Linked DNA regions of Homo sapiens: region 2 is linked to region 1. Evidence: chromatin loops called from intact Hi-C (ENCODE). Cell type or tissue: ascending aorta. All regions are shown on one strand. Each heading gives the region's core, and the rest is flanking DNA. Links, peaks and the distances in the headings are about the cores only. Region 1 overlaps HHAT (hedgehog acyltransferase). Region 2 overlaps HHAT (hedgehog acyltransferase).

What was found. Hi-C counts contacts between places; a loop is a spot of excess contacts. Peaks named below come from ENCODE experiments on the same cell type or tissue, not always from the same donor. Only the 100,000 strongest peaks of a DNase experiment are listed, where the experiment ranks them.
Region 2: a loop joins it to region 1, with 2.1 times the contacts of the local background. A loop is called at or near these places in 7 of 110 quality-filtered maps.

Annotation. Positions count from the first base shown.
Region 1 is chr1:210,399,306-210,402,341 of GRCh38, forward strand. HHAT (hedgehog acyltransferase) reads left to right here. Exons shown (of 12, transcript NM_018194.6): 5 at 1,163-1,357. Among named protein-coding and RNA genes, the nearest start is that of HHAT, 72 kb to the left of the region's middle. In ascending aorta, for the core only: a CTCF peak has its summit at 1,484; a DNase peak (open chromatin) is centred at 1,486.
Region 2 is chr1:210,345,684-210,348,399 of GRCh38, forward strand. All of the region lies in intron 1 of HHAT (hedgehog acyltransferase), which reads left to right. Among named protein-coding and RNA genes, the nearest start is that of HHAT, 18 kb to the left of the region's middle. In ascending aorta, for the core only: no CTCF peak of the experiment used is centred there; a DNase peak (open chromatin) is centred at 1,528; H3K27ac peaks cover 2,028 bases.

The DNA.
Region 1 (3,036 bases), core at 293-2,792:
GAGTGCAATGGTGCGATCTCGGCTCACAGCAACCTCTGCCTCCCGAGTTCCAGGGATTCTCCTGCCTCAGCCTCCCGGGTAGTTGGGATTACAGTCACCTACCATACCTGGCTAATTTTTGTATTTTTAGTAGAGATGGGGTTTTGCCATGTTGGTCAGGCTGGTCTTGAACTCCTGACCTCAGGTGATGCACCTGCCTCGGCCTCCCAAAGTGCTGGGATATCCCAGTTTTATATATGAAGAAATGAATCCACAGAGATGGAGTCATTTGCCTCAGGTCACACAGGTAGTTATGAGACACCAGCATTTGAATTTAGGCAGTTAGACTTCAAAGCTTGAATCATTAAACCACAATGATACCTTGCGTCTCAAAGTTAAAACATTGTGGTTTTTAAGGATTTCCCCATCAGGTCTGACCAAGGTTATATCATAAAGCAAAGACATGTTAATTCATCTACTTATTCAATGTGATAACTATAAATTAGTTGATGATTAGATAAAAATCTGTGATTCTCCTAAAATGGGAATAAATGTATCAATCAGGTAGACTATGCAAAGTCCTCAATAGCTCATAAAGCAGGTAAGATGCAATTTTTCTATGACATAAATTTGACTAATCAATATGCAAAAAATCAAAAATGCAAAAAAACCCTACATATTTAAAATCTCTGGCTTAGACTTTGGAAAGTCTTTTGTGGTTTGGATGGCCCAGTTTTCTTAATAGGTCTTCCTAGAAATGTGTACTAATACTTTCTCTCACCTTCACTTCTGAAGGATGCTGTATGTGGGATGTGGTCCAGTTGGCATTTTTCCAGCTGTCTTCTGGCTTCCATTGTGTCTGTTGAAAAGTCAATCCAATATCTTATTGTTGTGTGACCCAGGGGTCTGGGTGGCTTTGGTTGAAGGCAGGAGAGTGGTTACTTGCTTCTGGGTGGAGCTGATGGGACTCTGGGGGTTAATGTGGAAAGTCCCTCTGAATCTTGTTTGTCTGTGTTGTACCAAAATTCCCAGGGCAGTGATAAGAGTTTCTTTATTGGGTAATTAAACGTGATCCTCTTACATGTAGAACCTTCAATATCACTTCCATGAGCTCACTTCTGTTTATTTTCCTCCCTCCCCTCTTCCTCCCTGTCTCTCTCTGGATGGGCCCCACCATTTGCAGCACAGACCCTGGATTCTCATGCTCTATGGGATGTGGGCCTGCTGGTGTGTGCTGGGGACCCCTGGTGTGGCTATGGTTTTGCTCCATACCACCATCTCTTTCTGCGTGGCCCAGTTCCGGTCTCAGCTCCTGACGTGGCTCTGTTCTCTCCTCCTCCTCTCCACACTGAGGCTGCAGGGTGTGGAAGAAGTTAAGGTAAGTGTTTTCCTGTTACCATTGGGAATCCAGAGAAGGCCCCTTTGGCTTTGCCTTGATCCCAGTAGACACCTTGGTTTTCAGACAAGAGATGATTGTAGAACTGTGATGGGGCTCCCCATAGTGGCCGTACAGGGTTGCTACAAGTGAACCCTAGTGGTGCATTCTGCAATCCTATCATTCCTGGCTGTGTTTTAGCCCTGTGAGATTGCCCAGGGCTGGCCCTGTACCATCTCTCCCAGTTTAGGTGGGCATGTGGGGTGCCAGATGTCACAGGGCCAGAGGGTCAGGAACAAAGAGAGAAGAAACAAACAGATGATTTACTAAAAAACATCTGGAGAGTGCCCTACAATTTATAGGGAATGCACACATCACTCAACTCATCTGATGGCCACAATGGCCCTGTGGTGGTAAGTCAGGTCTTTTTCTTCTTCCTAGTTGATGGAACAGATTTATTTATTCATTTGTAGAGACGGAGTCTTGCTCTGTCACCCAGGGCTGAAGTGCAGTGGTGCGATCTTGGTTCACTGCAACCTCCGCCTCCTGGGTTCAAGCGATTCTCGTGCCTCAGTCAACCGAGTGGGTGGGATATAGGTACCTGCCACCATACCCAGTTAATTTTTGTATTTTTAGTAGAGATGGGGTTTCACCATGTTGGCCGGGCTGGCCTCAAACTCCTGGCTTCATGTGATCTGCCCACCTTGGCCTCCCCAAAGTGCTGGGATTACAGGTATAAGCCATTGTGCCCGGCCAGGAACATATTTATTATCTACTCATGTGACCCAGTGGAAGCTCTTTCAATTTAGGTAGTGAAAACAAAGTGTTTAGCCCCGAAGGGCACAGACCAAGCTTTCATTTCTGTAAACCCAGAGGCATTTTGACAGACTCAACCACCTATCCATTGTTGGTGCTAATAGAGGAGGACACTGGGCTCAAACCTCACTTCTTTAGGGCTTTTGTTTGCATTAGTAAAATCTTATTTTATAGGCACTTACCTTTTAGCTTTATTTTTTTTCTCAGTCACAATAACAGTGCATTTTTACTTTATGAGTGCACATCAGACTTGACCCAGAGAATTGGTGGATGACAGACAGACTGCCTTCTGAGTTGAGTTTCCTGTGCCTTGCTGAGGCGATTGCACCTATCAGCAAATTCTTCTTGTACTACATTTTCTGATTTCTGTTGTGTGTTCTCTGATCATCTCCTGGGCAGTGGCTAGCATCCCCTGGACGGCTCTGGACTATCTGTTTCTGTCTTTGGTAACTGGAGTGACCTAGCCCTGCTTATGCAATTGAAGCTTAGGCCCCTCAGCCTATCTCAGGCCCACTCAGGCTGTGTGAGGTTCCTTCTCTCACTTGTCTGTTGAATACACCCTTTACATGTTCAAGTTGGAGCTGCCAAGGTCTGTGGCTGCAGGGGAGTAAAGGCAGAGTCTGTGTGGAACTCTCAACCATCCAGAAGTGGGAGCTTTCTTTTAAGGAGAAATGCATGGCAAGAACACAAGTCCAAGGCCCCAGCTCCAGGGTCTGGTTCTGGGCACTCAGCTTCAGAGCCCTTCACTTTTGGGGCCAGTTGACTCTGAGAACAGCCAGCCTGAGAGTTGCGCAGCTTGGAAAACATCAGGGGTCATATGCCCAGGGCAGGACCATTGATGTTTCCCACCTTCATCGACCTTCTCC
Region 2 (2,716 bases), core at 217-2,716, 54 kb before region 1:
TAGCCTATTGTAAAATTAGTAGCATTATACATTGTTTTGTTTAAAGTTACAATTTCCAAGACCCTACTGGTGATGTTCAGTAAGGACTCACTGTACAATCCAGCTAAGAGCAGCACTAAGCTGGGTGCAGTGGCTCACGCCTGTAATCCTAGCACTTTGGGAGGCCACGGTGGGCGGATCTCCTGAGCTTAGGAGTTTGAGACCAACCTGGGCAACAACAACAATAAAAAACTAGCCTGGCATTGTGGTGCATGCCTGTAATCCCAGCTACTCAGGAGGCTGAGGCAGGAGAATTGCTTGAGCCTGGGAAGTTGAGGCTGCAGCGAGCTGAGATCATGCCACTGCACTCCTGCTTGGGCAACAGAGCAAGACCCTGTCTCCAGGAAGAAAAAAAAAAAAAAAGCAGCACCAAAATGAAAAATTATTAAACCGAATTTTCTAGTTCCCTGAGGATTAAATCCTTAATGCAGGAGGATTGTCTCAGATAGAATGTCCCTGAAAAGCATCTAATGGCAGGCCTTCTAAAACTTTCATTCAGTCTACAAGATCATTTGTGTTCAAATTTCAGTCGCCCAATTAGGAGATCAGCTTTTTGCTAATCAGATTCTTCATGAGGCAAAGAGGTCATCCGATGTAATACCAACATCTTTTGACAGGCGAGACATTAAATTATAAGCCAAGAAGTTAAAATTACCTTCCCACTAAAGGGAAGACTACCAAATTCCTGAAAAGTTCCAGAAAGGAGTCTTGTTATTCTAAAGATGAAAGTATTTAAAAATAAATTGTGAATAGAAATGGATAAAGCTAGAAGCAGTTCTGAAAAATAGTAAGGAACTTGAGAAAGTGTTGTTGAAATACTAGGGCTTAGGCTTGTGTTTTAAAGCATGAATGATTGCTTCTGGATCTCTTAGGTTGCAGGAAAAGTCCAGACCAAACTTTCTGGGTGACTTTTAGGTAACGAAATGGGGCACTCTGGGTGCAAGACTGCTTATTTCTGAAATCGTGGTTTATCAAGGCTGAAGTTTATTTCCCTTCCTGCTCTGTCTCCCAGTGGTCTGAAGAAAGGAGTTTGTGTGTGCGGCAGATTCTAAGCCAGGCTCTAAGTCTGAGTAACTGTACACTGGCATTAATGGGATTGGCCATGGCAGAGTGGAGGGGCAGGGGCCTGGGTCCAAAGACTTGGCTTTGAGCCTTGGCTCAGTTATTTACTTATTTGTTTACTCACATATTTAGACAAAAATTGTACATATTTATGGTGTACAATGTGATGTCTAGCTATACATTGTGAGATGATTAAATCAAGGTAATTAACATACCCATCACCTTACCTGCTTATCATTTTATGGTGAGAACATTTAAGATCTACTCTTAGCACTTTTCAAGAATATAATACATTATTGTTAACTATAATCACCATGCTGTATAATAGATCCTCAGAATTTATTCATCCTGTCCAACATCTTTTAACCAACATCTTCCCCACTTCCCCCGCCCCAGCCCCTGGCAACCACTTCTGTGAGTTTGACTTTTTTTAGGTTTCACATATAAGTGAGATCATGCAGTATTTGCTTTTTTGCTCTGGCTCAGTTATTTCTGGCTCTGTGACCTCATCACATTTGTCATCTATAAAATGCCTACCTCCCCTGTTCCACTTCCACCTACTTCACCAGGCTGTTGTGAAAACAAAATGAGATAATGTGTGAATTCTGGGGTTTGGCATGACTGTCACATGTTAGAAGTACTTGGTGGGGTTGGTGGGAGGTGCTGCTTAAAATTTTGCTCTTATTTTGGCATCCACAATGAGACATACTTGAGAGGTTTAAATAAAGCAGTAAAGGCCATAAATGCGTTTAAATTTAGTGAACTCTTTGTTACTTGGAACATTTGGAATCATTTAATTTGCTGAATTTTAGGACCTAACTTTCCTATACCTTCTCTATTACTTAGAGTATAGTCATGGCTGCCATGATGGAGAGATCTAGAATAGGAGAGGCTTAAACAACCTAGAAATGCATTTCTCTTTCCTGTAACAGTCTAGATCTAAGTAGTCTGGGGCACTTTGGGGCTTGGGGGTGGTACCTGGATTTGGGGACTGAGAGGCCTCTGTCTTGTCCATGTGGCTTTCACCTCTTCATCCACGGAGGCTGTTCCAATTCTGTTCAACAGGAAAGGGAGGGAAAGAAAGAGATGGCCACAGCCATGTCCCTTCACTCACACCCTTTTGAATGGAGCTATTCAGGTGTCCACACTTAGCTACAGTGTAGTGTTGGTGTCCAGAGGAAATTTTAATTGATGTGTAAGAAGAGAGACTGAATTCTGAAAAGGGGTAGTGAGGGGCGGTGGGTAACAAGCAGTGTCTGTCACAGATGTCTGTGATTATGTCATTAACTGCCCTTTAAGAAATGTACAGATGAGGCCTGGCACAGTGGCTTGTGCCTATAAACCCAGCTACTCAGGAGGCTGAGGTGGGAGGATCACTTGAGGCCAGGAAATCAAGATCAGCCTGGGAAACATAGACCCTGTCTCCAAAAATACATAAATAAAGTGCATAGATGCATGGCAGACAGCTGATTTTAAGTTTTTATTTTATTATTGCTTTTAGAGAGGGGATCTGGCTATGTTGCCCAGGCTGGTCTCGAACTCCTGGCCTCAAGTGATCCTCCCATCTTGGCCTCCCAAAGTGTTAGGATTACAGGCATGAGCCACCATGCCTGGC